Linked DNA regions of Homo sapiens: region 2 is linked to region 1. Evidence: read pairs that join two places in POLR2A ChIA-PET (ENCODE). Cell type or tissue: K562. All regions are shown on one strand. Region 1 holds the start of B3GNT6 (UDP-GlcNAc:betaGal beta-1,3-N-acetylglucosaminyltransferase 6). Region 2 overlaps LRRC32 (leucine rich repeat containing 32).

What was found. ChIA-PET counts read pairs that join two places held together with the same protein. Peaks named below come from ENCODE experiments on the same cell type or tissue, not always from the same donor. Only the 100,000 strongest peaks of a DNase experiment are listed, where the experiment ranks them.
Region 2: POLR2A ChIA-PET joins it to region 1 with 5 read pairs; 1 of 35 experiments calls an interaction of 5 or more read pairs at or near these places.

Annotation. Positions count from the first base shown.
Region 1 is chr11:77,031,508-77,036,507 of GRCh38, reverse strand. It overlaps B3GNT6 (UDP-GlcNAc:betaGal beta-1,3-N-acetylglucosaminyltransferase 6), which reads right to left and starts at 2,110. Exons shown (of 2, transcript NM_138706.5): 1 at 2,030-2,110. It overlaps ACER3-AS1 (ACER antisense RNA 1), which reads left to right and starts at 824. Exons shown (of 3, transcript XR_007062792.1): 1 at 824-940. In K562, no CTCF peak of the experiment used is centred here; a DNase peak (open chromatin) is centred at 2,187.
Region 2 is chr11:76,662,718-76,667,717 of GRCh38, reverse strand. LRRC32 (leucine rich repeat containing 32) reads left to right here. Exons shown (of 3, transcript NM_001128922.2): 2 at 1,760-1,847. The coding sequence starts at 1,764. LRRC32-AS1 (LRRC32 antisense RNA 1) reads right to left here. Exons shown (of 3, transcript NR_199061.1): 3 at 3,852-5,000. Among named protein-coding and RNA genes, the nearest start is that of LRRC32, 5.5 kb to the left of the region's middle. RefSeq lists enhancers at 776-835, 1,406-1,455, 2,788-2,877 and a silencer at 2,318-2,377. In K562, no CTCF peak of the experiment used is centred here; DNase peaks (open chromatin) are centred at 2,432 and 2,927.

The DNA.
Region 1 (5,000 bases):
ATACTTCCAGGTATTTTGCACATAGGTGTTATTGCACCGAACCCTATTGCTTGTGTATTACAGTCCATACACAATGTCTAGCACAAAGCAGGCATTCAGTGAAAGAATGGGAGCAGTGAACTACAAATGCAAGTGTGAGAACCCTGCAAAAGTGTGGATGTAATCACTGAGTGCTGATAAGAAATACTAGAGTATTATATAGTATATTGCTCTTCACTTATTCCTGCTTCTGTGTTAGAGGCACTGTGAGAAGAGGGCTTGCGAGATAAGCTATGTCTCTTTTACCGTCAACTGTCTACTCAGTGCGCAGTCCTGTGCCTGGCACATTTGGGGAATGCAATATTTTTTTTTCAATGAATGAAAGAATAAAAAAATGAATGAAAACAGAATTTGGAGTCTGAATAACTGAGTTTGAGCCCCAGCTTCTTTCCTGAGTTAATCTCCTAGGTTTCAATATCCTCATTTGAAAAATTGAGAAAGTTAACATTCATTTTTCAATGAAATAAGGAGAGAATCCTGTTTATGTTAACGTGCTACACAAATACTAGTTAAAAAAGTTAAGCATCCCCCATCATTTCTGGAAAGAAAAATAATCTTCTTAATGTAACAATAAATCTTGTTTCAAAGAAGTTTGCGTTTACTCTGATAAAACGGATAGAAGATCTTGGATCACAGCCAACTTCTGATGTAAAGGAAAAGGTGTTGGGCAAGGCCCTGTTCCCAAGGGCGGTGCTGGCTCGCTCACCTCTGTTCTTGGATGCCACACTGTGCAGCCTGAGGGCTTTGACTTGCTGTGAAGTATTGGGCATTTCTCTCTATGGTTCTTTTTCATCAGGCATCCTGGAGCCCATGCACCTTAAACTTTGCCAGCCTCTGCTGGCCCTGATCCCTTGTCTCTCAGGACACAGCTCAAATACCACCTCCTCCAGCTCACCTCACGGTAAGTCCAGGTCAACATAACCTGTCTCCTTGTTGATGTCATGGCTGTTGAGTAGCAAGTTTGGTAAAGAGGACAAATCTGCCACTTACTCCATCCCTTTGAACCTCAGGTTCCTTGTTTGTGAGACTTTGGGCAACTCCTTTATCTCAGTGTCTCAGAATTATATGAGTTAATTCATGTAAGGCATTCAGAGCCATGCCTGGCATGTAGTAGGCACCAGAATAACATTAGCAGTTGGCTAACACAGGAGACCATCTTTTTATGGATGAAGTCTAGCCTTCTCACACAGTATGGTATAAAGTTCCTCTTTATAAGCTTTATAAAGTTCCTCTGTGATCCTCTAACTGCAGGCATTTCTCACTCTGTTTATTGCCCCACACATATTAACACATCCATTTATTGCTTGCCTTTGCAATGCTATTCACTCTGCCTAGAATTCCCCTTTCTTTTTCTTTTTCTCGACTCAGTGCAACCTCAGGCTCCCGGGTTCAAGTGATTCTCCTGCCTCAGCCTCTCTAGTAGCTGGGATTACAGGCGTCCACCCCCATGCCCAGGTAATTTTTATATTTTTAGTAGAGATGAGGTTTTACCATGTTTGCGAGGCTGGTCTCGAACTCCTGACCTCAGGTGAGCCACCCGCCATGGCCTCCCAAAGTGCTGGGATTACAGGCATGAGCCATCTCGCCTGGCCAGGAATTGTCCCTCTTCTTTTCCCAGGAACTACTTTGGTCATTCCCTCCTCTGGTTTGATGCTGAGATAGCTAGCTGGAACACAGATTCCTGGGCCACCCACCCATTCCATACTATCCCAGGGTATTCCTGGAGGAATATTCGTATAGCAGAATATTCATATAGCAGAAAAGGCAAAGAAACCTTTTATTAGCTATTAGGGCCTTGGCCCCAACCCCCAGCATGAATCCCTGAGCCCTGGGGTCTGCACTGGACCTGTGCAATAGGGGCAATTCTGTCCTCATTCCTCTCCCCTTGGCCTCCCCCTGTTTCTTGCTTGGCACTCTGATTAGAGGGGAATGCGAAGAAGGAAAAATGTACCTCCTTCCCAATAGGAAGAAGCCCAGGCCCCCAGCTTACCTGCAGTCTCTGAGAGAGAAGAAATAGACAGGAGCCATCCCCAGCCTGAGACTAGCCTTTAATCCCTTTACTTCACACACTGAGGTTCCACGCAGGCCTGTGGTTCAGTTCTCTTGAATCTGACCAATCCATGACATCACCCCTCCTCCTTAGGGGTAAGGTGAAGAGGGGGAGGGCAGCTACAGGCTTCCTTAGCCACCAGTGACTGCCTGCTTCCTCTTTAAGCTCAAATGTCCTTAGAGTGTGGGTCCAGTGAATATCCTTGGAGGAGATTCTCTACTAAAAATATAAAAATTAGCTGAGCATGGTGGTGGGTGCCTGTAATCCCAGCTACTCGGGAGGCTGAGGCAGGAGAATCACTGGAATCCAGGTGCAGTATCGTACCTGTGCTCCTGGAGAAGGTGCATCTTGTCTGTAAAGACAGTGTGTGATGACGGCCCTCATGTGGAGGCCCCCTGCAAGTTGCCTGGAAAAGTGTATTGTGTGCCTTCAGAGGCAGAGGCAAACTGCCTGAAGGGCTGTGGAAATAGGCACAGAAATAACAGGTTGGCCGCATCTGTAAGAGTAAAGTATTTATTGTTGTTGATTGAATAAAATCAGTTTAATTTTAATATTAGGTATGGGGCCCTAATGGATGGGATCACAATGTTAAGTTGTAGTGATCCATCACAGGGTACCATATATACACATTTATATATTTAAAATAGAGATAAAATCTATATTACATTTATATATTAAAATATATAAATATATTCAAAAATATAAATCTATATTAAAATGTATATACATAAATATATATATATATATTTCCAGATTTGAGCATAGGCAAAATTGGGCTGCTAAATGGAGAAGTAGTAGGGGATAATCACCCTTTTTAAAACTAAGGTTTTTTATAATGAGTTTTAATCCTTGAAGGGCCTGCTTCTACTTACATTGGGCCATATTAACTATAAAATGGGGGCTCATGGGGTCCCATTTTATCAAGCCAATGACAAAGAGACACTTTAATTTATTATTATTATTAATATTGAAACAGGGTCTTACTGTGTCTCCCAGGCTGGAGTGCAGGGGCACTATCAGGGCTCACTGCAGCCTCAGTCTCCTGGGCTCAGGTGATCCTCCCATCTTAGCCTCCCGAGTAGCTGGGACTATAGGCACACATCATCACACATGGTTAATTTTTGTATTTTTTGTTGAGATGGGGTTTTGCCATTTTGCCCCGGTTGGTCTTGAACTCCTGGGCTCAAGAGATCTTCCTGCCTTGGTCTCCCTAAGTGCTGGGATTACAGGCATGAGCCACCATGCCCAATCTAATTTATTATTTATTTTGTCAAAGCATCTATGTCCAATAGAAAACATTTTATAGCAGTGGGTATATGAGCATGGGAAATTTAGGCAAGGCTACACTTAAATTGAGGCATACGCATTTAAAAACTGTTATATGTCGTTACCCTCTCAAGATTATAGGGTCAGAGTGTGTAAATTAGTGGGATCCCCAGGTATAATTATATTTTGACCCCCAATATTAAGTTCATGAATTTTTGACAATTAGTACATTTTCACAAATGTTAAGTTAGAACCTATGTTGTAGAGGCGCAAAAACCAATCAGTGCTGTTTTTAATCTTTTTGTTACACAACTTCTTTAGTATATAAATTAGGAATCTTGAATTTCCAATTAAATCAAATTGTGGAAAATATAGCATATATTCAGCTTGCCATATATATATATATGTATGTATGTATGTATATATATATATGTATGTATGTATGTATATATATATATGTATGTATGTATGTGTATATATATATATATATATATATATATATATATATATATGTATGTATGTATATTTATTTATTTATTTATTTGAGACGGAGTCTTGCTCTGTCACCCAGGCTGGAGTGCAGTGGCTTGATCTTGGCTCACTGCAACTTCCGCCTCCTGGGTTCAAGCCATTCTCCTGCCTCAGCCTCCTGAGTAGCTGGGATTACAAGCATGTACCACCACACCCAGCTAATATTTTTGTATTTTTAGCAGAGATGGGGTTTCTCCATGTTGGCCAGGCCAGTCTCAATCTCATGACCTCAGGTGATCCACCCACCTCAGCCTCCCAAAGTGTTGGGATTACAGGTGTGAGCCCCCACACCCAGCCTATTTATTATATTTATTTTAAAATATGTATATAATTTATTTACATACATTATTTTATATGTAGTTTATATTTAAATTATATACATTTATTTATATATAATTTATACATACCTTTTATTTTCCTCTGTATCTAGGGGTTTGTTCATAAATCAATAAGTAATCTAAGGCTAGCATTATGTTTCCTAGATTTGGTGTTTGCTCAGTACCTAAAGTTTAAAGTTCTAGGCTGGTCATGGTGGCTCACACCTATAATCCCAGCACTTTAGGAAGCTCAAGTGGGTGAATTGCTTGAGCCCAGTAGTTTGCAACCAGCCTGGGCAACATAGTAAAACCTCTTCTCTACCAAAAAAAAAAAAAAAAAAAAAAAAAATCAGTCAGGTGTTGTGATGCACACCTGCAGTCCCAGCTATTTGGGAGGCTGAGGTGGGAGGGTTGCTTGATTCTGGAAGATTGAGGCTGCAGTGAGCCACGATAGCACCACTGCACTCCGGCCTGGTCAACAGAGTTAAATAAATAAATAAATAAATAAATAAATAAATAAATAAGGTTTCTCTGCTTTTCTTGGAGTTGTAGCTGCCTAAAGCATTAGTCTCTCTTGTTTGATTTTTGTTGTTGTTGTTTTTGAGGCTTTTAGCCAGCAGAAGCTGTGGGTGTTAATTTCAGCCTCTGGTTGATAAGAGGAAGGAGGAAAGGGACCCACTGTCTCTAGGAAGGAGGCGCTCTCTGGGATGGCCCCGACTGCCAAATAACCAGTCCATTTTTTCTCCTTTTAAGTAAAAATTTTAGAATGGCTAGCATTTCTAGGTATCTAAATAGGA
Region 2 (5,000 bases), 370 kb after region 1:
CGGAGGGGTTTTCACTCAGTTCTGAATATGCTAACTTTCTAACGGGCGGTGGCGTTCTGCTTTTTAAACAGCAGAACAAAGTTTCCTGTGAAAGCACAACCTGTAATGCAGGTGAGAGCAGAGCAGCTGCAGGGGCAGCGCCTGTGGCCCTGAGGGGAGCCAGGGAATAGGGTTTACCGGGTCCGGCTGTGGTCTGTGCGCCTTCAAGAGAGATGGGATTCAGAGCAGCCATCTTCGTCCATAGCTCATCACTAGCGGGTTCCAACAGTCAAAGACACTGCCCTCAAATGCCCTGTGAATGCCTTTTCTCCTGCAGCATCCTTCAGAATCGCGGTTCAGCACTCACTGAGGGAGCACCCACTGTGGGAGGCCTGGGAGTGTGGATTTGAAGGGCACAGACCCAGGAGCCAGACTCACCTGGGCCGGTGGCTTGTTCACCGTGTGACCTCGGGCATAGTACCTAAGCTCTCTGAGACTTCTTTTTCCCTTCTGTAAAATGATGATGGAACCAAGTCATTGAATTTTTGTGAGGATGGAATGAGTTCATGCCTAGAAAGTGCTGAGGAGAGGGCCTACTGCATAATGGAGGCTCTGTAGGTGGCATCTCGTTTGATTCTCAACAAAAACTTGGCATGGCTGCCATTAACCTCAAATGAGGAGACTGAGGCTCAGAGAGGTGAAGCGACTTGTAAGATCACACAGCAGAAAGGTAGAGGAGACAAGAGGGAGCAGTCAGATGTGGGTGACTGTGCGCCTGGTGCTCTTGGAAGGCTTTCTGTGTCCCTCTTTAAGACTCTCTGTCTGTATCACCGTCACTGTCACTTCTTTTTCGTGTTCATTTGTTTTTTGAGTTCCCAGTTCCCAGCACAGAGCCAGACATGAGGAGGTATTCAGTAAAGGTGTGAATGAATGAATGAAATTCATGGGTGGATTTGTACATCCCTAGCACTTGGCTGATGTCCTTAGTGAGGGAGTGAGTGAGCCTCCAGCAGCACTGGGATTTAACCCTGCTAAGGGCCTGTGCGGTCCCCTTAGCCCCACCCCTGGCTGCTCTTAGAGGGAAGGGCTGGCCCAGGAGGCCGGAGTGTGGCTTCAGTGAAAGTACAGGGCCTGCCAGGCTGCTCCTGGGGAAGTCCGCAGAGCAGTGCCGGGGCAGCCAGGCCTCCTGTGGGACTTCCTGCCAAGGCCCGGGCCCAGCCCTTGAACAATGGCAAGGGCTCGAGAATCAGAGAATCAAAAGGAAAAGGGCAAAATAAAGGTGGGGGAGTGGGCAGAAAACGAGGAATTGCATGTGGGGACTGAAGAGCTGGTACGGAGGACTTGTGTGGCCTGGGTGGAAATGTAGTCAGAGGCCCACCCTCCAAACCCCCTCTACATCTCCATGCCCCCAGTCCCTGGCCCTGAGCATGGCCTAGGGTAACCCTTAGGGTCTGTCAGCCTTCTGTGCATCCCCTCCAGGCTGTCTTCCGCCAGGTGGGGTCTCTTGAAAACCCCCGTCTGACCAAGTCACCTGCCGCTTAAAACTCTTGCTTCCCCTGGGTAATGGGCGGCTCCTTGGCCTGGGTGAGAGGCCTACTATGATGGGCTGCAGGCCCATTTCCCACCTGGCTCTCTGCCCTGCTCAAAGCATCTTTATTCCAGCTCCAGCCGTGCTCTGGGGTTCCCTGAGGGCAGGCACAGAATGGGTGGGAGTGGGGGCTGGCAGTGGGAAGGAGCCAGTGGGCTTACAGTGTTCCCCTTTCCTCTCCGCCTTACACAGAGCCATGAGACCCCAGATCCTGCTGCTCCTGGCCCTGCTGACCCTAGGCCTGGCTGCACAACACCAAGACAAAGTGCCCTGTAAGATGGTAAGATGCTCTGCCCAGACAGGGTGAGGACCACCCCCACCTCCCTGCCCTAGGGTGTGCTAGTGCCCCAGCCCCAGAAGCCAGAAGTTAGAAGAGTCAGGAGAGGAAAGGGAATGTACCTTGCATTTAATGAGCACCTACTAGAATGTTTAAACACCTTATTTACCCACAGTCCTGCCAGGTAAGCACCATTATTCTCATTTTGCAAAGGAGGAGACTGAGGCTTGGAGAGATTGGGCCTTGTCCAAGGTCATTCAGCTGGGAACAGTGAGGCTGATATTACACTGTATTCCCCCAAGCTGTCCCCACAGAGCAGTAGGCCCAGCTAGGGGATCTAGAATATATATATATGTGTGGGGAATTTGGGGTAGGCCAGCTGGGAGGGGCTCCTCTGTGCTCATCCCTCTTGGAGACAAATCCCCTTCCAAGCTGGGCTCCTTGACTTGGGACTGCCCGCTGGAGTGCCTCTCACTTCTTAGTGCCCAGATCAAATGCTGCCATCTCCAGGAAGCCTCCCCAGCCCCTCCCAGGCTGGCCTAGTCTGATCACACCTTCCTCTGGGTTCCTGCGGTCCCCAGGCTTCCCCCTATCTCAATACTGAGAAGACTGAACATGTGGGGTGGTTGGTGAAAGGGTCCAAGCCTGTCTCACCTGCCAGACCATGAACTTCCCTAGGGCAAGGACCAAGTTTGATTTGCTTCTATTCCTTTTTCCTGTCCCAAGCCAGGGAAACTAGCCCTAAAGTTCTTGTGACTCTATGAGATACAGGGCAAAGAGAACACCTAGATCCACTTGTAAGGCCGGGCAGTCACTGAGGCCAGAGCCTGGCTGGGGAAAGGGCAGGGCCTCCGGAAGCCCCTCTTGGACCTGAGACTCGAAGAAGCTTATGACACAGAACCGGCAGCTGCTTCAGGAGGCAGGAAGTGCAGGCAGCTGCCTGCCCGCAGCCCTTCCCTGGGGGTGCAATGTCTCCTGTTGCCACCACCTTTCTTGCTCTTCAGAGCCCTTCTAAGATTCCCGGAGCCCAGAATTGCGGGCAGAGAAGGCCTCAGATGTCACCAAATACAAACGCACATTCTACCTCAGGGAGACGAGGCTCAGAGGGGAAAGTCCTTGACTACCCAACAGGCAGAGGGGAAGCGGGTGAATTTTGGAGTCTGGGGAAATGAGATAAGAGATAGGAAAGCACTTTCTGAACCAGCATGGGAATAATACACACGGGAAGTAAGGAGAAGATGTGTGACCCACCAGGGACCTACAGGATTCGAACCCAGCTGCCTTTGCCACTGTTCACTGCCTGGTGCCTCTCCCTACTCTGCTTTCCTCCCATGATCAGGTGGTGAAATGGAGTTGGATGGCAAGTCTTTGCTTCTGAAAAGGAAGCTGGGCAGTGGGTGTCCTGATAGCCCAGGACAGTGGGTGGGAGCTCTAAACTCTGGTCAAGGGCCAATTCCTCCAATTCCCTCCGACGGTAAGTCAGGCAATGCTGGGAGCTCAGAGCTGAAGGAGGCATGAAGACCCTGGAAGTGGAGCTCTGAGCACCGCCCTGGACTTCAAGCTTCTTCCTGGACTGGACTGGAGATCTGGGCATCCCAGTGCAGCCCTGCCCACCATCAGGCCCCCAGGCTTCTAGAGCAGGGGTCTTGGGCCCCTGAATGGAAAGCCAGTCTTGGGCTGTGGGCTTGGCAAACTTTGTGTCCTGGATCAAGTCTCAGGGGCTGGTGCCCCAGGGAGCCTTTGCCTATCCAGAGGCAGTATGCCTCTGCACTTGCCCGGGGGTAACACGCGGGGCACAGCACGGTGCCCCCCACACTGTAACAGTCAGTAAGTGGGTCCATGATGCTCTTTGCTGTGCTGACCAGCTGAGGGCCCAGTGGTCAGAACTTGGCTGGCACCAATAGGAAAAGGAATTTGCAAATGGGAGTTTTGAGCCCCTGACTGTCTGATCTTGGGCAGCCCACTCCCCTTAGCCTCAGTTTCGTTAGGGGTACAATAGGAACAGGGTGAACAATGCCTGGGAAGATTTAATGGGGTAGGGGGTCTCTGCACTCAGCACGCAGCCTGACACAGCTGGGGCTCCATCACAGGTCATTTTGTTGTTTCTGCTTTAAGTAAGGAATGCCCCAGGGGGTAAGGGCTGTGAGGAGGAGGCTATGTTTAGTGGCCCCTGCAGACAGAGAGGTTGTGAGGGAGGAAGGGCAAGGATGGGCAAGGCAGCTGGGCAGGTTTCAGGTTCACACAGGTGCCCAACTGACGGGGCATCCCTGGGCCTCCTGAGGCCCCTGTGAAGCTGCCTCCCTTGGAGGCTACATGGAGTCACTGTGCTGCATGGAGTAAGAAGAGCCACACGGAGGCCTGAGGCTGGGCAGGTCTCTTCCTCCCCCTACTCACCTTGGGGCTCTCAGGAGGAAGCGCAGAGCTGGACCAGGGGAGGAACACACCGGCTTGTGTTCCCTCCCTACCAGCTCAGCCACTGGCTCACTGTGAATTCACGCAAGTCACTGCCATCTTCAGGCCTCAGTGTTCACATCTGGGAAGTGGGTCAGCTGAACTCTTCTTGCTCTACCCGTCTTTGACTATATTTTGAAAATATCAATTATGCATTTTCTTTCCTCCTAGAGAAGTGATTGATTCAGTGCCTCAGACCTTTACTAAACTGATGATGTCTGGGACTCATTCATTAGGAAAAATTGACTTGCTAGTCAGGTCCAAGGCATGCACATCCACCAAACCAGTCCCTGTTTGCTCTGAGCTCGCTGTCTAGCAGGTCCTCACACACACAGCCACAATTCAGCGGGGCAAAGCTCTGAGAGGAAGCACAGTCAGGGAGGGCTCCCTGGTGGAGGAGGCCCTGAAGCTCAGTGTGAAGAGTTCATGTGTGGATCTGGTTGGGGATGGCATAACCAGCTCAGGGAGCAGGCCCCAGCAGTGGGTGTGGGAGCGCATGATGGGCAGTGGTCAGCTGTGGTCACTGCATGTGGGCTGGGGTGGGAGGTGGGGGACAGGTTGGCAGGGGCTACAAACAGCCTCGAAGGCCCTGCTGGGGATCCTGGACTTCACCGTGGAGAAGTTTAAGCCAAGCTGCCTCATTGTCAGAGTAGAGCTTTTGAGCAGTTGTCAGGCATTTAGCAGTGAGTGGGTCAGAACGGGTTG